Linked DNA regions of Homo sapiens: region 1 is linked to region 2. The links are chromatin loops, found by intact Hi-C in ENCODE. Cell type or tissue: heart right ventricle. All regions are shown on one strand. Each heading gives the region's core, and the rest is flanking DNA. Links, peaks and the distances in the headings are about the cores only. Region 1 holds the start of COLEC11 (collectin subfamily member 11). Region 2 has its middle 6.6 kb from the start of ALLC.

Region 1 (11,416 bases), core at 2,370-10,369, 57 kb before region 2:
TCCATCTCAAAAAAAAAAAAAAAAACCCCAAAAAACCCCCCCAAAAACATAAACAAAAACATAAGGGCTGTCAGGCAGCTTTTTAAAAACTAAACTTTTATTAATATCTAGAGATAATTATAGGTTCACATGCAGTTGTAAGAGAGGCTGTGTACTTAATATCCCCAAGGGCAGCACCTTGTGAAACTGCAGGACAGTCTCCCAGCCAGATACAGGGACGTGCCTCGCTGCAGTCACCACGGGGACCCCGCACGGCACCCTCCTACAGCACCCCCTTCCCTCTGCCCCGCTTCCTCCTGGATCCCTGGCAACCGTGAGTCTCTTCTCAGTTTCTGTAGTTTGGCCATCTCAGGAGTGTTGTATAAAGACAATCATACAGTAAGGAGCATTTTGGGGCTGGTATTTTTCAGTGAGTAGAGTCCCTAGTTCCTACAAGGTGCTGCGTGGGTCTATGGTGGGTTCCTCTTTGTGACAGGGCCGCGTTCCATGGCGGGCATGTGCCACAGTCTGTTTAACCATTCACCTGTTGAAGGATGTCCAGGCTGATTATCCTGTTTTGGGATATTATAGGTAAAGCTGCTGTAAACCTTGGTGTACAGCAAGCTTGTCCAACCCACAGCCCTGGGGCTGCATGTGGCCCAGGATGGCTTGAACGTGGCCCTACACAAATTCGTAAGCTTTCTTAAAACATCGTGAGATTTTTTTTTTTTTTTGCTCACCAACTATTGTTAGTGTATTTTATGTGTGGCCCAAGGCAATTCTTCTTCCAATGTGGCCCAGGGAAGCCAAAAGACTGGACGGCCCCGGTGCGTGTGAACACAGCTTTCCACTTCTCTGGAATAATTCCTAGAGTGCAGCTGCTGGGTGGTAGTGTGGTTGTACGTTTAGTTTTTTGAGGCACTCTCGGACTTTTCCAGCGTGGCTGCACCATTTCTTTTTTCTTTCATTTTTTTTTTTTTTGTGACGGAGTCTCACTCTGTTGTCCAGGCTGGAGTGCAGTGGTGTGATCTTGGCTCACTGCAACCTCCGCCTCCTGGGCTCAAGCGATTCTCCTGCCTCAGCCTCTGGAGTAGCTGGGACTACAGGCATGCGCCACCACAACTGGCTAATTTTTTATTTTTAGTAGCGATGGGGCTTCACCATGTTGGCCAGGATGGCCTCGATCTCTTGACCTCGTGATCCGCCCGCCTCAGCCTCCCAGAGTGCTGGGACCACGGGCCTGAGCCACCACACCCAGCTGGCTGCACCATTTCACATTGCCCCCTGTTTCCCCTCATGCCAGCATTTGGTGTTGGGATTTTGTTTTAGCCACCTTGATAGACAAGTCGTGATAGTTCACTGTGGGTTTTGTTTGCATTTCTCTAATGGCTAATGGCGTTGAACATCTTTTCATGTGCTTATTTGCCGACTGTATATCCTCTTTAGTGAAATGTCTCTTCATGTTTTTGCCCATTTGCTACTTGGGCAGTTTGTTATTTTCCTGTTAAGTTCGGAGAGTTCTTTCTATATTCCCGACACTCTCCTTTGCTGGATTTGTGGCTGACAGATGCTTCCTCCCATCCTGTAGCTTGTCTTTGCATTTTCTTCACGGGGTCTTCTGCAGAGCAAAAGGTTTTAATTTTGGTGAAGTTCCATTGATCAGTTATTGCTCTTATAGATTGTACTTTGATGTTAGAATATCAAAGAATGATTTGCCTAGCCTTAGATCCTGAAGATTTTTCTTCCATTTTTTCTAAAAGTTTTGTAAGTTTACATTTTACATTGAAGCCCATGATCTATTTTGAGATAGTTTTTGTATGAGGTGTGGGGCTTATATTGGGGTTCATCTTTTTTGCCTATGGACGTCCTGTTGCTCCACACCGTTCATGGCACATGCTGTCTTCCCTCCACTGAATCGCTTTTGTACTTTTGTGAGAAAGCAGTTGAGTGTATCGGTGTAGATCTAGTTTCGGGTTCTCTGTTCTGTTCCATTGTATAATGTCTTAGAATTGGGTAGATTGATTCCTCCTATTTTATTCTTTTTTTTTTTTCTTTTTTTTTTTTTTTCTTTTTTTTTTTTATTTTTTATTTTTTATTTTTATTTTTTATTGATCATTCTTGGGTGTTTCTCGCAGAGGGGGATTTGGCAGGGTCATAGGACAATAGTGGAGGGAAGGTCAGCAGATAAACAAGTGAACAAAGGTCTCTGGTTTTCCTAGGCAGAGGACCCTGCGGCCTTCCGCAGTGTTTGTGTCCCTGGGTACTTAAGATTAGGGAGTGGTGATGACTCTTAACGAGCATGCTGCCTTCAAGCAGGGCAGAGGGGTTCCTCACTTCCCAGTAGGGGCGGCCGGGCAGAGGCGCCCCTCACCTCCCGGACGGGGCGGCTGGCCAGGCGGGGGGCTGATCCCCCCACCTCCCTCCCGGACGGGGCGGCTGGTCGGGCGGGGGGCTGACCCCCCCCACCTCCCTCCCGGACGGGGCGGCTGGCCGGGCGGGGGGCTGACCCCCCCACCTCCCTCCCGGACGGGGCGGCTGGCCGGGCAGAGGGGCTCCTCACTTCCCAGTAGGGGCGGCCGGGCAGAGGCGCCCCTCACCTCCCGGACGGGGCGGCTGGCCAGGCGGGGGGCTGACCCCCCCCACCTCCCTCCCGGACGGGGCGGCTGGCCAGGTGGGGGGCTGACCCCCCACCTCCCTCCCGGATGGGGCGGCTGGCCAGGCGGGGGGCTGACCCCCCCACCTCCCTCCCGGACGGGGCGGCTGGCCGAGCGGGGGGCTGATCCCCCCACCTCCCTCCCGGACTGGGCGGCTGGCCGGGCGGGGGGCTGACCCCCCCACCTCCCTCCCGGACGGGGCGGCTGGCCGGGCGGGGGGCTGATCCCCCCACCTCCCTCCCGGACTGGGCGGCTGGCCGGGCGGGGGGCTGACCCCCCCACCTCCCTCCCGGACGGGGCGGCTGGCTGGGCAGAGGGGTCCTCACTTCCCAGTAGGGGCGGCGGGGCAGAGGCGCCCCTCACCTCCCGGACGGGGCGGCCGGCCGGGCGGGGGGCTGACCCCCCCACCTCCCTCCCGGACGGGGCGGCTGGCCGGGCAGGGGGCTGACCCCCCCTCCCCCCTCCCGGACGGGGCGGCTGGCCGGGCAGAGGGGCTCCTCACTTCCCAGTAGGGGCGGCCGGGCAGAGGCGCCCCTCACCTCCCGGACTGGGCGGCTGGCCGGGCGGGGGGCTGACCCCCCCACCTCCCTCCTGGACGGGGCGACTGGCCAGGCAGAGGGGCTCCTCACTTCCCAGTAGGGGCGGCCGGGCAGAGGAGCCCCTCACCTCCCGGATGGGGCGGCTGGCCGGGCGGGGGGCTGACCCCCCCCACCTCCCTCCCGGACGGGGTGGCTGCCGGGCGGAGACGCTCCTCACTTCCCAGACGGGGTGGCTGCCGGACGGAGGGGCTCCTCACTTCTCAGACGGGGCGGTTGCCAGGCAGAGGGTTTCCTCACTTCTCAGACGGGGCGGCCGGGCAGAGACGCTCCTCACCTCCCAGATAGGGTTGCGGCCAGCAGAGGCGCTCCTCACATCCCAGACAGGGCGGCGGGGCAGAGGTGCTCCCCACATCTCAGACGATGGGCGGCCGGGCAGAGACGCTCCTCACTTCCTAGATGGGAAGGCGGCGGGGAAGAGGCGCTCCTCGCTTCCTAGATGGGATGGCGGCCGGGCAGAGACGCTCCTCACTTTCCAGACTGGGCAGCCAGGCAGAGAGGCTCCTCATATCCCAGACGATGGGTGGCCAAGCAGAGACGCTCCTCACTTCCCAGACGGGGTGGCGGCTGGGCAGAGGCTGCAATCTCGGCACTTTGGGGGGCCAAGGCAGGCGGCTGGGAGGTGGAGGCTGTAGCGAGCCGAGATCACGCCACTGCACTCCAGCCTGGGCACCACTGAGCACTGAGTGAACGAGACTCCGTCCGCAATCCCGGCACCCCGGGAGGCCGAGGCTGGCGGATCACTCGCGGCTAGGAGCTGGAGACCAGCCCGGCCAACACAGCAAAACCCCGTCTCCACCAAAAAAAAAAACGAAAACCAGTGAGGCGTGGCGGCGTGCGCCTGCAATCGCAGGCACTCAGCAGGCTGAGGCAGGAGAATCAGGCAGGGAGGCTGCAGTGAGCCGAGATGGCAGCAGCACCGTCCAGCCTTGGCTCGGCATCAGAGGGAGACCGTGGAAGGAGACCATGGAGGGAGACGGAGACGGGGACGGGGACGGGGACGGGGACGGGGACGGGGACGGGGACGGAGACGGAGACGGAGACGGAGACGGAGAGCTGATTCCTCCTATTTTATTCTTTTTCAAAATTGTTTTAGCTATTCTAGTTCCTTTCTCTTTTCATATACACTTTAGAATAGCCGTGTCTATATCTACAAAAATTATTGTTATGATTTTGATAGAAATTGTGTTAAGCTTGTACTGTATATTAACTTGGGGGAGAATCAACATTTTTACTCTGTTGAGTCTCCCAATCTATACTTTTTAATTTTCATTTTATTATTTTTGAAACAGGGTCCCACTCTGTCACCCAGGCTGGGGTGCAGTGGTGCGATCTCAGCTAACTGCAACATCCACCTCCCGGGCTCAAGTGATCCTTCCACCTCAGCCTCCTGAGTAGCTGGGACCATTCTACTATGCCCGGCTAATTTTTGTATTGTTTTTGTTAGAGACAGGGTTTCACCATGTTGCCCAAGCTGGTCTTGAACTCTTGGACTCAAGTGATCCTCCCACTTCAGCCCTGCAAAATGCTGGGATTACAGGCATGAGCCACTGTGCTTGGGGTGAGTCTCCTAATCTATGAAGACGACGTGTTTCTCTGTTTATTCAGATCTTTTTTGAGGTTTTCAGCAGCATTTTGTAGTTTTCAGCATGTAAGTTCTATATATGTTTTGTTAGATTTACACCTAAGTATTCCTTTTTTAAAGCAATTGTAAATGATATTATTTTGAATTTTGGTGTCTATGAGTTCATTGTTATTTTATAGAAATCTGCTTGGTTTTTCATTGTTTATTATTTTTTTGAGACAGAGTCTCGCTCTGTCACCCAGGCTGGAGTGCAATGGCACAACCTCAACTCACTGCACCCTCTGCCTCCCGGAGTCAAGTGATTCTCCTGCGTCAGCCTCCCGAGTAGCTGGGATTGCAGGCATGTACCACCATGCCTGGCTGATTTTTGTATTTTTAGTAGAGATGGGGTTTTGCCTTGTTGGCCAGGCTGGTCTCTAACTCCTGACCTCAGGTGATCCTCCCACCTTGGCCTCCCGAAGTGCTGGGATTACAGGTGTGAGCCACCACGCCTGGCCTACTTGGTTTTTTAAATGTTTGCCTTGTATCCTGTCACCTGTCACACTGATTTAATAGTTTCCAGGAGCTCTTTTGTAGACTCTGGGATTTTCTAAGTAGACAACCATGTCATCTGCAACAAGGGACAGAGTTATTTTATTTTTCGAATCTACATGCTGTTTATTTCCTTTTCGGGCCCTGCTGGTGTGCCTAGAACTTTAGCACTGCATTGAGTAAGAGGTAAGAGTGGACACCCTTGCCTTGTCTTGATCTCAGGAAGGAAACATTCCATTTTTGCCCATGAAGTATGATGTTAGCTGTGGCTTTGCCTTTGACAGATGCTCTTTATCAAGTTGAGGAAGGTCCCCTGCACCTATTTTTCTGAGAGTTTTTATCATGAAAGGTGTTGGTTTATGCCAAATGCTGTTTCTATATAAATTGAGATATTCATTTGATTTTCTTTGTTAGCTTGTTAATGGGTTTTTATCAAAGGAGCTTTGAATATTGACATAGCCTCACATTCCTGGATGAAACCCCATTTGGTCATAGTTGATAAATCTTTTTCTATATTGCTGAATTCTGTCTGTTAATATTTTATTAAGGATTTTCTCATCTATATTCATGAGGGTTATTGGTCTATAGTGTTTTTGTTCTGTCTTTGTCTGGTTTTGGTATCAGGGTAATAATCAACTTTATAAAATGAATTGGTAAATATTCCCTCCTCTTCTATTTTCTGGAAGAGGATGTGTAGAATTGGTGTTAATTTTTCTTTAAACGTTTTGTAGACCCTCCTGTGAAACCATCTGGCCCTGAAATGTCTTTCTGGGGAGCGTTTAAATTGCAAGTTCAATTCCCTTCCTTGGCATAGGGCTGTTGAATTATCTGTTTCATGCTGGGCATGTTGTAGTTCGTGTTTTCAAGAAGTGGTTCATTTTGTCTAAGTTGTCAAATTTATGTATAACTTCAATAATACGTTTTAAATAAAGAATCCATTATTTTTCCTTAATTTTATTATGTGTGTGGAATTTGTGTTTTTACAGTTTTATTTTATGATTTCTCAGTCTAAATAAATATTCACCTTTGAACCTAGCTTCTTATGATTGTAATTTTATATGTATCTTTTTCTTAAAGAAGGTTCCGCTATCCCCCAAAACATGCAAGATTCGGGCTGCATAGAAGCTGGATCTGTCCAGCCCCTGACTAACATTTGTTTCTGGCATTAAATGAAACTTGCCTTTAAATGAAACTTAAATGCGTAGAGTGAGTTTCCGGACTCACGTGTGGCCAGGTCTCCACAGGCCGTGGTCAAGCTCTTGCTGACTTTTGAAGCGAAATCCCATATGAACAAAGGAAAGGAGATCAGTCAGCTGCCCTCGTTTCTGTCTGATTGGTGCCAGGTGATGAGCGTCCCTCCTCTTTATGCTCTTTTGAATTTCCACAGTAGTCATGCTTATTTTTTCAAAAAACGAAAAGAAAGAAGAGAAAGCCAAAAAAGAAACAAAATTGGGATGTTCGGGTTGGAGAGTTAGCAGGGGCATCTCCAGGAGGGTCCTGCCCCCCACCCCAAAGCCGGCCTCAGGGAGTTCCAGGCGTTCCCACACTCCCCAGGCAGGACGGTGGACGCAGCGCAGACAGGAAGCTCCCCGAGATAACGCTGCGGCCGGGCGGCCTGATTTGCTGGGCTGTCTGATGGCCCGGGCCGAGGCTTCTCCCTGCGCCTGGGACTGCGGCCGCCTCTCTAAATAGCAGCCATGAGGCGCCTGGGGGCAGTGTCCTCGCGGGCCAGCGACGGGCAGGACGCCCCGTTCGCCTAGCGCGTGCTCAGGTAGGAGACTCTGCCCGGGGCTGCAGCTGAGGGTTTCACGGGGCTATGACAGTGCAGAGGGGAGGCAGGCAGGCTTCCAAACTGGGCGCGAGGTGGGCTCCTGCTGAGCGAGGAGGATGGGAATCTGTCCCTAGATCCAGGCAAAAGATTGAGTCTCAATAAATCTGGCACCAGAGTTCCAAAGTTTGATTAGTTCATGGCGGAAATTCGTGGAGCCTATTGATGAGATGGGATCCGACCCATGAGAGGTGCTGGATGATGGAGTCACCCTCTTGGGTGGCAGATTTCAAACAGCCCAAGGCCCAGGGGGCTAAACAGTCTTCGCTAATTCCAAACCGCAGTGCAGTACCTGGTCTCACAACCTGACGATTGTTCCTGAGCCTGAGCAGCGTCTGACGGGCCAGGCGGACAGCAGCCACGACTGCCCCCAGGGACCAGTGGCTCTGTGTTGGGCTCAGGAACGGGGATCAGAGAGGTGGGGGAAAGGTGGGCCTTGCTTTGGCAACTTTCCAGGGAAAGACTTTGAGTTCAGATGGGGTCATCTAAAACCAAGTGGGGTCATCTTGTCTCCAAAATTGGAAAGGAGGAAAGTTTCCTAGGGCCGCTGCCTCCTACCTGGATGCCTTGCGCTAGGAACTGGCGGTCTTTTTAGAGCTGAGGTGATGTGGTCGTTCTCAATTTAAAGATGAACGTTTAAAGCCATCTCATGTGCATAGCTGGAATTTTGGTTTGATGGGAAGCACTTTGCCTGTGGTAGGCAGAGCACTGCCCCAATCTTTCACAGCTATTCGATTTTGTTTACAATTTTGAAAAATCCATGTACCGTAGAAGAGAGCACACCGGTAATGTGCTGACCGCTGGGGGAAGATAAGAGAGGATAGGTGCCTTCTTACTCTGTGCTCTTGGTAAGAAGCTAAGAGGAGCGTGTGCTGTTGTGGGTGGAATCCAGGCTGCCCCAGAAGGTGCTCTGTCACTGTAGGGAGGGAAACACCGCGGTGGGGCTGGGGCAGTCCCCAGTGAGAGGAACCTCCTCATGCTTCAGGGATGTGGTTCTTAGGAGGTATTTGTGGTGCCTGTAAGATGCTGGGCCTTGCTGTAGATACTTAATGAAAAAGTAGAATAGCATGTTTGGCAACTGAAGCCATGATTTTTTCTCATTGTCTATTTCATTTTTTTTTTTTTTTTTGAGATGGACTCTGGCTCTGTCACCCAGGCTGGAGTGCAATGGCACCGTCTTGGCTCACTGCAACCTCCGCCTCCCAGGTTCAAGCGATTATCCTGCCTCAGCTTCCTGAGTAGCTGGGATTACAGGTGTGCATCATGGCACCTGGCTAATTTTTGTACTTTTTAGTGGAGAGGGGGGTTTCACCATGTTGGCCAGGCTGCTCTCGAACTCCTAACCAGGTGATCTGCCCACCTTGGCCTCCCAAAATGCTAGGATTATAGGCATGAGCCACTGGGCCTGGCCCCATTGTTTATTTCATTCATAACATGTATTTCCTCTCAGGATTCCACGTTTAACCCCCTCTCCCCTGCTTGTCAAGTCTGCCCCTTCCATTGATGGGAGGGCCCTGAGCGTCTTGGGCCCTGGCTGGGAGATAAGGATGTTGTTCTTAAAGAGGTCCTGGGGGTAGCTGTGGCTTCTCCGTTTACAAAATGGAATTCCTCTTCTAAGAAGGCAGTCAGAGGGCGAGACCTCTGGGAAGCAGAGACTCCTTCGGGCGCCTGGGTGCCCTCACCCTGTGCCTACCTGCCCTGGTTCCTGCTGTGCGTCTGAGAGCGCCCCGCTGCAGGGCCTGTGCCTCCTTTGTGCCCATAGGCCTAGCTGGGGCCCCTCGCAGGAAAGTGGACAGAAACTCTGTGAATGGGCAGCGGGGTCAGTGAATGAGTGGAGCGAGTGAAGGCATGAGAAATCCCAGCCTGGGCTGTTCCGGGGATCAGTGGATGAGTGAAGTGAGGGAAGGCACAAGAAATCCCAGCCTGTGCTGCTCCGGGGTCAGTGAATGAATGGAGTGAAGGCACAAGAAATCCCGGCCTGGGCTGCTCCGGGGTCAGTGAATGAATGGAGTGAAGGCACGAGAAATCCCAGCCTGGGCTGCTCCGGGATCAGCAGATGAGTGTGAGTGAAGGCACGAGAAATCCCACCTGGGCTGCTCTGGTGTCAGTGAATGAATGGAGTGAAGGCATGAGAAATCCCACCTGGGCTGCTCCGGGGTCAGCGGATGAATGGAGTGAAGGCACGAGAAATCCCGCCTGGGCTGCTCTGGGATCAGCAGATGAGTGTGAGTGAAGGCACGAGAAATCCTGCCTGGGCTGCTCTGGGTTTCTCTGCTCACTACTCACCCCTTTTCTTGGGAGACGGAGCCTGATCTTTGTTGAAGCCACTCCTGGGACATCTGCGGAGTGAGGGCAGTAAAAGCCTTGCTGAACACCTGGTTATACCTGAACAGAATCACTTCTAGCTAGAGGGGAAATTCCCATGTCAGCCTTTGATTCCTGAGACATTAAAAAAAAAAAAAACTAAACCCAGTTTGCATCCAGCAAACACTGAGAAGTGAGGTTCGACTTGCGTACTGAGTGGGTGGGGAGGAAGAGTTTACTATTGCTTTCAGAAGCCACATACCACAAGGAGCCAAAATACTGCTGCTGAGGCAGGAGCCGGGGAGACTACGGTTATGAGCCCAGTGGACCAGCACGTCTGGCTACAAACCTTGTGGTGCCCCTTGTTTTGACATTATTTTTGTATTTTTTATTTTTATTTTATTTTATTTATTTCATTTTTTTGAGACTGAGTCTCACTCTTATCACTCAGGCTAGAGGGCAGTGGTGTGATCTCGACTCACTGCAACCTCCACCTCCCGGGTTCAAGCGATTCTCCTGCCTCAGCCTCCCGAGTCACTGGAATTCCAGGCACCCGCCACCATGCCCAGCTAATTTTTGTATTTTTAGTAGAGACAGGGTTTCACCATGTTGGCCAGGCTGGTCTCGAACTCCTGACCTCAGGTGATCCACCCACCTCGGCCTCCCAAAGTGGTGGGATTACAAACGTGAGCCACTGTGCTTGGCCCATTTCAACATTATTAGGAATTTCAGGACAATGACAGCAGGGCAGTAACCCACGTCTGCAGACTGCCTGCCCTGGAAATACTGTGTAGACATTAGATATAATAAAGATTTGGAAACACGGAAACACCACGAGGAGAAGAGCAGAAGGCTCTATTTGCGATGCAATTGTGAACTTTCGTTCTGTTGTTTGTTCCTTTATTTACTCATTCACTTGTTCACTCAGTTTGGTGCCTGCTAAACTGCAGGCTTCTGCGTGCCCAGAGACCTTTACGAAGCTGTAGCTTGCACAGATCACTTGCATGTGGACCCAAGCCTGGCAGCGAACAAGGAAGGTGGGAGGAGTGAAGTCAGCTGGTGGGGTCCTGGGTTTCCGCTTTTCGGTTGCCCTTATTGTTCTAATATCCGCGTGAGCACAGGGGAGAAGGGTGTGGGCACAGGCAGCGGGTGAGGGGTGTGGAGAGGAGGCTGGAGGCGGACCGTGGGTGAGGGGTGTGGAGAGGAGGCTGGAGGCGGGCCGTGGGTGCGGGGTGTGGAGAGGAGGCTGCAGGCGGAGTGCCCAGCTGCGTGGCCTGGTGGTGGAGTTGGGGCCGATTGTTCAACTTTCCATATTGCATTGTCTTTAGAGTGAGGAACTGTAATAAGGTACAAGGTTGTTTTGGGAATTAAATCAGATATGTGTCCACATTTGGTATACAACGTATATTGGCTCCTTGTTCTCTCCATCAAAAACCTATTTTTAAAAATCCCTTACATCGTGACTGAAGGAGGAAGGTGAGCCCTTCCTTTGATGCATGGGGAGAGGGTAGTCGGGCAGAAAGAGGAAACAGCCAACAGTGCTGGGAAGCCCTGGATTTCAGTCCCACCCTCACCACACACTGGTTACGCAATGCTGGGAAGCGTTCTTAATTTTTCTTTTCTTTGGCTTCCTCATCTGTGACGAGTGCGTGATGGTGCTGATCTCTGTGCAGTGTATGGGAGTTATTTTCCTCCAACCCAGTGGACGTTCTGTACCCCTGTCCTTTACAAAGTCATTTCTGTAAGGGGCTCTGCAGGAAGAAGCCAGGTCCTCATCTGGTGCGCGATGACCCACACCACAGGACGGCACTGAATGGAAACGGGTTTCCCTGTACCCATTCTGCGGGAGAATTGACTGACGCAGAGGCACTGTGCGGGGGACAGGCATTCTCAGATGAGGAACCCTGGCTTCTAGCCCTTTCCCTGGACTGGGAGCCCA
Region 2 (11,416 bases), core at 1,453-9,452:
CGACGGCCCTTTGTTCTAAGTTATCTATTCTGGGTGTTTGTACAGTGAAATGCCTTGGAAGATAAAGATAGTGTCTCCCTTCCCTGTCTCCCCACCGGAGAAAAGGGCAGGTTTGCCCGCAGCCTTGGAAAATAGAGTGTCTCGTTCTGTGGCAACAGGCAGGCATGGTTACTGTCCAGCATAATAAAGATGATGTCTCCCTCCAGGAAAGAGTGCAGGCATGTGTACTACCTGCTAGAGAAGAACCGGGTTCCCTAGGCTCAAGGGTCCTCCCTGTAACGGACCCACTGCATGTGCGGGTGCTGTCTGCCTTCTTCCTGAACCCCTGAAGGGAGTGGAGCCCAGGATACTGGTGCAGAAATGCCAATACCCCAGCTATGGCTGTTGCTGTAAGTAACAAAGTCCTTTATCTCTGACCCAGAAGTCTCATGTCTTCAGCCAGCACCCATGAACCTGGGACTGTAAGTAGGGTAAAATCTCAGGCCTTTCACAGTTCTTGACAGGAATTTCTTGATATCTCCTTGAATTTAATTCTCATCTCATTGGAAGGACATAGCAAACAAGTTTATTCCGGACCTGAGTGGTCCCTGGTTTGTTTGGATGGGAAGAGGAGCACCTTGTCTTCATGGAGCAGGTTCCAGGGAATGATGTACAGCTGGAGAAGCAGGTGCCGCTGCCTCGCCTGCTGGAAGGGAGCCCGTCAGAGCGACCAGGCTTTTGCTTCATTGGCGCAGACTCTGTGTATGAGAGATGGAGTCTTCCTACTGGTGCGTATATCCTTCTGGTGCTTACAAGCTACTGCAGCCATTAACTCACCCCTCTATCTGCTCACCCATGCATTCATTTACTAAGCAGTCAGTTTGAATATTTCTCCGTTTCTGACTCTGTCAGACCCATGGTTTTCTGTGTGGCAGTTCCAACAATGCCTGGAGTATAGCTGAAGAATTGGGGGATGCTGCTGTGTTTGTGTGTTGGGGGGCCAGGCTGTGTGTGGGGAGGGTTGTCACTGAGCAGGTCATCTCACTGAATGGGCAAGTCCTCAGTGGTCCCCACTTCTGGTCTCACAGGCTGTGCCCTGCTGTCCATCATCCCCGTGAGGACGCAGAGCCACTCCCTCAGCCCCCGCACCCCTCATCCCCCCATTGCCTCTGAACTCTCTGGTTCGCTGAGGTGGCCTTGAAATATAGGGCCCCAGACAGGCTGCAGGGGTTGCGCGTGTGATGACACAGGGACCATGTGAATGTAATTGGTAATATGTTCAACGCGACACACACATACGTCTAAGAAGCAAAAATCCTCCTTTACTTCAGTCAACTTTGCTCTAGTTGAGGGTCAGTCTTTCTAGGCCTTTTTCAAGAGCATGCACACACTCACACACACACACATACACACACGATTAAAACGTATCTGGAGAATGCCTCGGGGGTGGGCATTCTTTCTCACCTTCTTCATCAGCAACCTGTCTTGGGGCAATTCCCATGCTGCCCATGGGGCCTGCCTGCTTCTCCCATCCTGCCGCAGAGTATTCCAGAGTGTGGCCGCTGGGGGTTACTCACCCATCCTCTCCCGATGCCGCTGGGGGTCGCTCACCCATCTTCTCCTGATGCCCCTGGGGGTCGCTCACCCATCTTCTCCTGATGCCCCTGGGGGTCGCTCACCCGTCCTCTCCTGATGCCCCTGGGGGTCGCTCACCCGTCCTCTCCTGATGCCCCTGGGGGTCGCTCACCCGTCCTCTCCTGATGCCCCTGGGGGTTGCTCACACATCCTCTCCTGATGCCCCTGGGGGTAACTCACACATCCTCTCCTGATGGACACTAGCGTTGTCTCAGCCTTCACTCCCTGGTGATCACTAACGCATCCTCTCCTGATGGACACTAGCGTTGTCTCAGCCTTCACTCTCGCAACCCAGCTGCGGTCAGGCTCCTTGACTGCACCTTGATGTGCGCCGGTGAGACCCTATCTGTAGGGGAGAAACAGACCTGGAGGTTGAATGGCTGCACTTACAAATTTGATAACCAATCCAATGCCAAGTCTGGGCCTGTGAGTTACAGGCAGGAGAGGAGAGACCAGGCTCTGCTGATGATGGTGCAGTGGGCAGGTGTGGGGCAATGGGCAGTGGGTGTCCTGGGGACAGCAGCGCCAGGGAGCCCGGCAGCCCTGGCAGCCTCTCCCACTCCTGTGCTAGTGATGAGTCTGGGCCCTCAGGATGGGAGCAGGAGAGCTCTTTGGCCTAGAGAGGTTTGTCCTCTTTTCCATTTCTCCCCCCATTAAGGAGCAGAGGTAATTATTTTAATGGATGAGTCTTATTCATTATGTGGAGTGGCTTCTCCCTGACACGTCTCCCAGTCACACAGGAAAGCATGTCTTCCCATCTGTCTTTGATGAGGCTTTCACATGCTCGAGGCTGCTCTGCCCAGGCTGGGGGAGCCAAGACGCTCCTGACACTGGCAAAGCTCTCGTGCACACATAGGGTGTCAGCTCTGTGCATGTGAGGCTGGCTGGCTCTTCCTCACCTGCACGGCGGCATCCACTGCCCACAAAGCCTCCCTGGCTGCCCCAGGTCCACCAGTCCTGGAGGTGCTGCTGGCCTCGGGGATCCTGCAGGGTCTGGGGTGCTGCCCACAGAGTGGGTGGAGACTCTGCTTCCATGTGCGGACTCCTGGCCACAGGGAAGGCCTGCCAGCTGGGCCTCCATTCCCCTAGGGCTGCCCACAGCATCTTTGTCCAAGTGTCCACGGGGCTGTAGGCTGTCCACTGCCCCCCATTCTCTGCTCCAACACCAACCCCTGTCCTCCTGCAAATCCATGTGGGCAGACGGCCGCCTCTTCCACCAGCGCATCACACGACCCGCTGTGTCCCAGGCTGGGACACGACTTCAAGTGACAGTGTGATCTTCATGAAGTTACAGAAACATCCTAAGCCTCAGTTTCCTCATTGGTGGAGTGAATGATTTTCATGCCTCCCACTGGGGCCTTGTGAGGATTACATGACACGATGTGTGTAGGGCGGTCGGCGTGGCAGAGTACTGGGTGTTGAGTACTGAGTACCTGGCCCCGTAGAGAAGCCTGGGTGCCAGGCAGTGGTGAACATAGCCCAGGACAGTACGTTCTCATGCACGCCGTAGACGGGTTCATAGAAACGGCAACACACGTCATAGGTTCTTGGAAATGGCAGGCTTGGGTGAAATGGCAGTTAATGAAACCAGTTCCACAATGGGCGCGTTAATGAGCAAGACTGAAGTGCCTAGGGTGTCATTCTGGTCACAGGGTCATCACCAGACTTCGAAAAAAGACCCCAAACACTTCTTTTTTTTTTTTTTTTGAGACGGAGTCTCGCTCTATTGCCCAGGCTGGAGTGCAGTGGTGCGATCTCGGCTCACTGCAAACTCCACCTCCTGGGTTCACGCCATTCTCCTGCCTCAGCCTCCTGAGCAGCTGGGTCTACAGGCGCCCGCCACCACGTCCGGCTAATTTTTTGTATTTTTAGTAGAGACGGGGTTTCACCGTGTTAGCCAGGATGGTCTCGATCTCCTGACCTCGTGATCCACCCGCCTCGGCCTCCCAAAGTGCTGGGATTACAGGCGTGAGCCACCGCGCCCGGCCCCCAAACACTTCTAATATTAAATACTGAAGTAAATGTGGTTTACACATACATTTAAGAAAGATTAATAGAAATAAGATCCATGTTACCCAGTGATTCTGGTTCAGGGGTGCGGGTGGCCCACGCCTGACCTGGCAGCTCAGGGTGCAGGGTGGGCTCCAGCCCTGGAGAGGACGCTGTCCCATCGCAGGGCAACACACCCGCACTCACACAGGGACCGGGCAGACACACCAGGGACTCACGTGCACACGTGTGGACGCGGGAGGAAACCAGAGTGCCCAGAGACAACCCACGCAGACATGGGGAGAACAAACAGACGCCACAGACAGCGGCCCCAGCTGGGATTCAGTGTTTTTCCTCATCAGTGTTACAACGAAGCAAGGTTGGATGAAACAATTCGAGGACTTGCTGCCCGTAGCTTCCCCAGCTACAGCTGTTCAGCAGCGTCTAAGACGTTTTCCAAATTTGTTCTGTGAGGAACTGGACGTGATGCATTAGTGCCCTGGAAGGCACGGAGCCGTCATCTGTGGGTCTTCACCCCTTTCTCCCCTCTTATGTCTGATTCTTGCAGAAAACAAGAGCCGTTCGGCACTGGCTGCACAGTGCCCTCAATTGGAAGGGAAGAGGGCAGCGCTGGCTGAGAGGGCAGAGGAAGCCGGGACACCTCCTGGAGGAGGGAACACTCTCTGGGTTCTGGGGTTTAGGGAATTAGATAGCAAAGCCCTGTTCCAGGTTCCTGCAGGAGCTCCCACTGCTCCTCCTGGGGGCCGGAGTGGCATCCACAGGGCTCTCGGGGCAGCCAGGATTCCCTGTCTGTGGCCGGCCACCGGGCTGATGGCCCCTGAGTTGACCCAGGCAGCCTGCCTTGCCAGGACTGATGCTGAGCGCTGTTTGCTGGCTACTGAGTGAGAGAAACAGCGCACCACGGTGACTGTCAGGTGGAAGCCTGGTGAGGCCTGGGCAAGCGGGCAGCTGCAGCTCCAGCCCCAGCAGCACCTTGAAGCCCCTCGGCCCGGTGAACATGTGGGCCCTGGCAGCCACCTGCCCCATAGTTCTGTGGGGGTCAGCAGTGCGTGCACCTCCCTTCCAGATGCTCTGCTCCTGGGGCGTCTCGCACTTGTCTGGGGCTCAGTTTACTCCCATACAGGCGAGGAGCTTGGGTACAAACACCTCTGCCTCCACACTACCCCTCCCATGTGGGTACCCACTGTCACGCAGTCCCCACCCTGCAGACCCTCCACCAGGCTTCATGGAGGGGAGTCTGTGTTAATAGCAGGCACAGTGAAGGCGCACGGGGCCTTTCTTTGTACCTGGTTAATTCAGCAGTGTAGGATTATGCTTGCTTTAAAGCAAACGTGAGGGGCTATAAACACTGGGCCTGAAGTCAGAACCATTACCCTGATTTTATTCCCATAACTTCCGAGGAGGAGACCTATTGTGTAGACTGCAGAATCTGATCTGCAAAGTAGGAGGGAAACGGTTTGGTTAAGGAGAGAGCCGGGATTTATTAGGTGCTGCATTGAGGCATGACCGGAGAGCTGGCACGCGTGTATTTCTCAGAGCCCTCTGAAGCGTGGGCTGAGATGGATGAGCGCAGACACACAGCCTGGGGCTGCCCGGCGGTGGCGGCGGATCCGTGGCTCCATACTGCCATCTAGTGGGAAAAGAGGACGAGGACGGCGGCGCCCACACAGGCGCGGGGAGGTTTGCAGAGCCACGGAGGGCGCTCAGGCCGCCGATGCTTGCGGGAATTCTTTTTGGGTGGGTGGGTGGGTGGGGGGGGTGTGTGTGTGTGTGTGTGTGTGTGTGTGTGTGTGTGTGTGTGTGTGTGTGTGTGTGTGTGTGTGTGTGTGTGTGTGTGTGTGTGTGTGTGTGTGTGTGTGTGTGTGTGTGTGTGTGTGTGTTAGGAAGGGAGACGAGTTAAAGGCGTAGAAAGGACAAAGAGCAGGCGGGAGCAGGAGGCAGAGGCCGAGGTGTCAGACTCTTCAGAAAGCACCCGGCCTCGCTCCGCGTGAGTTCTCATCCTCAGTGGCACCCACGTTGTGTCCCTGCGGTGACAGCAGCCACGTAGACCTGACGACCGAAAGAGCAGTCAGGAGAAAGAAAGGTCACTTTGGCCGTTGATGGCAAAGACGAACTCTGGATGGAGGCTGGGCCAACCCCATGCGGAGCTCCATCGGCCGGGGAGGCGGGAAACATGCCCGGCGTTTCTTCAGGGGCAGGACGAGATCCCTGACAGATGTCGCGTGGCTCTCAATCGTCCTTATTCGCGGGCAGCTATTCATCCGGATGCTCCTCCCTTAGGCCTGAAACTGCTCTCGCGCTCTGCCCACGCCGTAGAAGGCAACTCAAGGTCACTGCATGGAAACCGTGCCCTTCGCTTCCCCTGTGGGCCCATCAGGGTCTGTGGCCGGTGAGGGCTGAGGTCACCAGACGCAACCCGGCTCAGCTCAGCAGTTCGGAACCAAGAACCACACGTTTCTTAGTTGCAAGCAGGAAAATCGCAGTCGGGCTAATTTAAGCACAAAGGGAATTTGTTGAAAGCGTTTTGGGAGCTCGCAGGAATTCTGGGAGGCCCGGAGCCCCGCCTCGGTGCGTGTGGAAGGGAACAAAGCCCATGGATTGTGCCGCCCACCACGACCTGCAAGGGCCCCTCGGCTGCCAGCAGCAGGTGCGGGTGGTTGCTAGGCTGCCCGCTGTTGCTATGGAAGCGGCTGTGCTGCTGTGTTTGCATTTCACTAGCTTCCTGTGCAGAGCCTGGGGGCCGGTCTGTCTGGTACCTAGAGCTCGGGGCCATTTTGTGGGCCTGCACAGGTTGTGCACTGCACAAATCCAGAGCCACTATTCATAGAGCTACAATCCGCACAATTCTACATGGAAGCTTTGTAGGCGTCCATGCCTTAGATACAAAGGAGGCTGGGAAGCACATATTTTTCCATTTCTATGGTGGGAAGAAAATGTGTTTCCTAAGGATGGAGATATCCCAAACAGCGTATATCAGTTAGCTTTTGTTGTGTAACAAACCACCCCAAAACTTTGTGATTTTTTTTTTTTTTTTTTTTTTTTTTTGGAAATGGAGTCTCGCTCGTTTAGCAGGCTGGAATGCAGTGGCGTGATCTCGGCTCACTGCAGCCTCCCGGTTCAAGGGATTCTCTTGCCTCAGACTCCCAAGTAGCTGGGACTATAGGCGTGTGCCACATGCCCGGCTAATTTTTTGTGTTTTAGTAGAGATGGGGTTTCACCGTGTTGCGCAGTCTGGTCTTGAACTCCTGAGTTCAGGCAATCAGCCTGGCTCAGCATCCCAAAACGCTAGGATTACAGGCGTGAGCCACCACGCCTGGCCAAAACTTAGTGATTTTAAATAATAACCATCCATTTAACCATTAATCTTAACTCTGTAGTCAGCAATTTGGACTGAGCTAAGCTGGGCAGTTGTTATGGTCTTGGCTGGGCTCACTCTGGTGTCTCTGGGTAGCTGGTGGGGTGGCTGGTCTCCAGTGCATCAGCTGGGAGGCCTGTCTGCAGCCTGCAGATTCTCACTTCAAGTAACTGGCCTGAACATGTCTGCAGGGTGGCAGCAGCATTTTGGCGCTGCTTCAAAAAGAGTGGGTGCACACGGGGCCCCCCGAAGCCTCCACTCAGAGCTGGAGCATCACTCTGTCTCCTTCTGTGCCCCAAGTTGGTCATGAGGTGAGCCCAGGGGTCAGGAAATAGACTCTGCCCATGATGGGAGAAGCTGTGGAGTTCCATTGCACAGGGGTGTGAGGGACTGTGGCCACGTTTGCAGTTTGCCACTTGTGTGAAGGAAGTTCAGATGTGGCCAGAATCAGGACAGACATCCATTGTGGCAGGGTTTGGAGAGGAGAGGGAAGGCCACTCCAGGTGACCGGCAAGGACTGGGCATGTGTTGAACTGAAGGCCTGGTGGCCCAAGTGGACCTGCGTCCTGCCAGCTACGATCCAGCCCTTGCCGCTTTCCCTGAAGGTGTGTCAGGCACTGTGAGCTGGGGTAGGTCCTTCTGCTAAAAAATTCCATCACAGTTTGTTGGGGGATTGTGGCAGCAGTGGGTGTCGAGAAGACAGTTTCTGGCATTGCTCTTGGGCTCAGGTACCACGAGGGTGCTGCCAGACCACACCGAGATGCTCTGCTCATCCTTGATGACCTCAAGCTCACCTCGTTTCCCTCATCCCGTGGGCCATGATGGTGCGTGGCAGAGCTGAGGGAAGACTCTGGTGAGGGCCAAGCCTATTCCAACATGTCCTGTGTATCTTTCCCGCTCCTGCTACCCCTGTGCTGCAGCCCTCAGTCTTATTCTAAGCCTTTCTCATCCCTCATCCCCCATCAGGCTTCCCTGCTGGGGTTTATCATCTATGGCTGTGTAACGAATTATCCCACGATTAATAGATCTTAGCTTGCATGGTTCCTGTGACCCAGGAGCTTGGGAGCAGCTTTGCTGGGTGGTTCTGTCTCAAGGAGTCTCAAGAGATTGCACTCAAGATATCTGCTGGTGCCACGGTCTCATCTGAAGGCTTGACTGGGCCAGAGGATCAGCTGCCAAGGTGGTTTGCTCACATGCCTGCGAGTTATTGCTGGCTGTTGGCAGGAGGACTTGGATCCTGCCATGTGGGCCTCTCTAGAGGGCTGCTGCATGACCCTATGACAAGGCAGCTGGCTTCCCTCCATGTGAGTGATCCAAGAGCCCTTGATGGGAGAACCTGCAAAGTCACATTGTAAAGAGGTGTGAGCGTGAGGAGAGGCGGTGGACTGCGACTGTGGCTGCATCCCCCACACGGGAGGAAAAGCAACGGCTGCAGTGGCTTTGATGGCGCAGCCTCGGAACCACGCTCTGCCATTTCTGTAAGGCCCTGCTGGTTGCACTGGGTGGTCCTGCTCAGCATGGAAGGGATTTACCAACGTATGAGTGCCAGGAGGTGAGGATTGCTGGGGCCGTCTAGGAGGCTGCCCAAGCTTGCTCCTTAGGGTTGTGCTTTTTCTAGATGAAAGCTAGTTCATCTGACCCACACATTCAGGTTATCATCTGATGGAAGCTGAAGAGCTCAAGACACACTCCCTGAGCACTTGTCACGAGCCAGACACTGCCAGAAGCTCTGGGATGACACAGTCAGTGCGTGTGACTCTCAGTGAACCCTCAGGTGTGCAGGAAACGTGACTGTCTTTTCTGCGTGTTTCCCTTCAGCTGAGTGGAAGAAACGTATTCTCAGTCAGTTCTGGACTTCATGCCCCATTTCCCTGGGGTCGTGTCACAGACAGGGCATTTGCAACTCTGCCTGGAAGGCGCAGAAAGAGGACCGCATGACTGTTTTCAGGCGAAGGTTGCCATGGATAAAGAAGCGCTTTGCATTGGCTGTGTAATGCGGCACAGCAAGTTAGCACGAATTAGAGGCTTAAAGCAGCATCCGTGACCTCCCTGTGTCTGTGGTCAGTGCCTGAGCCGCTCCCTGGACCCTCTCTCAGCCTGCAGTCGAGGTGTCCGTGGGCTACTCTCCTCCCTCTGCGGACAGGAACTGCTTCCTCGTGCACTCCCCAGGTCACTGGTGGGGTCAGCTCCGTGCTGGCTGCTGGCCTCTCTGCAGGGCAGGTTGCACCATGACAGCTGCTCCTTCAGGGCAATAAAGGAGAAAAGGCAGGGGCAGGGGTCAAGACGTAAGTCACAGGCTTCCGGAACTTCACCTGGAAAGTGACACCCATCACCTTTGCTGTGTCCTGTTCACCAGAAGTGAGCCACTGGGCTCCACCCACATTCGGGGAGAAGAATGGGGCGTGGATGCAGGTGGAGGGGGCCCAGCACCTTGAAGTTGCCCTACCCAGGCTGGCACATGTGTCCCAGGAGTGTTGTATGAGGGTGGGCAACATGGAAAACATGCACAGTTTATGTGACTGTCAAAGGAATGACTAGTTTGTTTGTTTGTTTTTTGAGATAGGGTCTCACTCTATTGCCCAGGCTGGAGAGCAGTGGTGCGATCACAGCTCATTGTAGCCTTGAACTGCTGGGCTCAAGCGATCCTCCCACCTCAGCCTCCCAAGTAGCTGGGAATACAGGTGTGTGTCATCATGCTTGTCTAATTAAAAAACTTTTGTTTTTCAGAGATGGGGTCTCACTGTGTTGCCCAGGTTGGTCTCAAACCCCTGGGCTCAAGGGATCCTCCCGTCTCAGCCTCCCGAAGTGCTGGGATTATAAGCATGGACCACTGTGCCCAGCCTTAGAATGACAAGTTTTAAGTATTTGCCTAATTAAAGGGACAGCATTAAGGAAACCACTGGCCTCTTGCAGCTGGAGCCATAAGACAAGCCTCGAGCATTGCCCCTGAGCTCTGCCCCTGTGCTTCTGCTGGAGCCCCTAAGCGCTGCCCTGTGCTTCTGCTGGAGCGCTGCAAAGCCTGTTGCCCGCTCCGGTGGGGGATGTGGGTAGCCTGCTGTCAGCAGAGCCAGCGAGCTCCCAGTGGAATGGGGCGGGGGGAGGAAGAGGTGGGAGGTTGTTGTGCCTGAAGAGTGGACATTTCCTCAACATCAGGTCCCCACCTAGTGAGCGGGACACCCACTTCAGCCAGGGGCTGCGCAGGGGTCGGGAGGAGCCCGTCCAGGCAGCCAGCACCTCCATCATCGCAGGCTGATCTCCTTGCCTCCTGGGAGCCCAGGGAGGCCGGGGATGGCGGCATTATTCTGAGGGTGCTCCAGCCCTTTCCATGAGAATCCTCATGTCTTGGCAGGACCAAGGCAGGAGGGTTGAAGCCCCTACGGAGCTCCGAGAACAGCCTCACGTCTGGCTCAGGCCACTGCTCTGGGACCACCTCTCTGCCAGCTCTTGTTCTCCTCCCGCCCCACAGATGGGTCCACAGGACGTCTGCTGTGCCACGATGGAAAGTTCTGTAGCTGTGCAGCCCAGCCTGTCGCCTCTGCCGCATGTGGCTGTTGGGCACTAGAAACTTACCTCATAAGACAGAGCATCCAAACTTTTAACTTCACTAAATTAAGTTGATTTTAGCGTTAGAGAAGTATTGAATTTAGCATAGCTAGTGGCTGCCACGTCGGATGGGGCAGCTAGCTGGCAGAGCCCTGTGCTCAACCTCTGGCCATGGCCCAGCAGCCCCAGCATCGCCCTGGAGCTTGGAGAAATCTCAAGCCTCAGGCCGTATCTCAAATCTGCAGCGTCAGAATCTGCACTTTAACCAGCTCGTAGGTGATTTGGAAGCACATTAGATTGTAGGAGCCAGCTCGGTGTGGAGGGCAGAGGTCAGGGTGTGGAGGGCAGGGGTCAGGGTGTGGAGGGCAGAGGTCAGGGTGTGGAGGGCAGGGGTCAGGGTGCCTTCTTCCATGGCTTTATCGGTGCCACAGCCTAGGCTTAGCGAAACCACGAGGATAAAAATAGGCCCTTCTGTTCTCCGCACCGTGAGCTTTGTGACTGATCCGAGGCGGCGAGCGGGGGCACTGCACTGCTGTGGCGGGGAAGTCACGGCTGACAAGAACTGCCAGGGACGAAGCCACGTGCATTAATTCATTAAAATACAGTCAGCTATGGAAGGCAGCATAGGATGTGGTTTCGTTCTTAAAGAATTTCATCTGGATGGGCAGACAGATGTGTAAACATGGACTCAAAGGCCGGGCGAGCTGAGATCAGACAACAGGCGCTGGACGCATCCTAACTACGGCTGGGTGGCGGGGCTGAGAGACGGGCTGGGGTTGGGGGTGGGGTTCTCAGTTGGAGGTGGCCTTGAGCCGGCCTTTCAAATGGCTTTGCTTTCCTCTGGGAAAGCTGGAGTTCAGGAGGAGAAGGCCGGTCAGGCCCTGGGGAAAGAAA

Evidence for each region. Peaks named below come from ENCODE experiments on the same cell type or tissue, not always from the same donor. Only the 100,000 strongest peaks of a DNase experiment are listed, where the experiment ranks them.
Region 1: a loop joins it to region 2, with 7 times the contacts of the local background. A loop is called at or near these places in 28 of 110 quality-filtered maps.

What each region holds. Positions count from the first base shown.
Region 1 is chr2:3,588,053-3,599,468 of GRCh38, forward strand. It overlaps COLEC11 (collectin subfamily member 11), which reads left to right and starts at 7,060. Exons shown (of 7, transcript NM_024027.5): 1 at 7,060-7,116. In heart right ventricle, for the core only: a CTCF peak has its summit at 7,055; a DNase peak (open chromatin) is centred at 6,979; H3K4me3 peaks cover 1,806 bases; H3K27ac peaks cover 1,217 bases.
Region 2 is chr2:3,645,939-3,657,354 of GRCh38, forward strand. It overlaps a transcript of ALLC not described here. Among named protein-coding and RNA genes, the nearest start is that of ALLC, 6.6 kb to the right of the region's middle. RefSeq lists enhancers at 5,613-5,892, 6,003-6,751, 6,003-6,242. In heart right ventricle, for the core only: a CTCF peak has its summit at 5,230 (motif pointing left); DNase peaks (open chromatin) are centred at 5,233, 5,763 and 6,248; H3K4me3 peaks cover 1,034 bases; H3K27ac peaks cover 1,019 bases.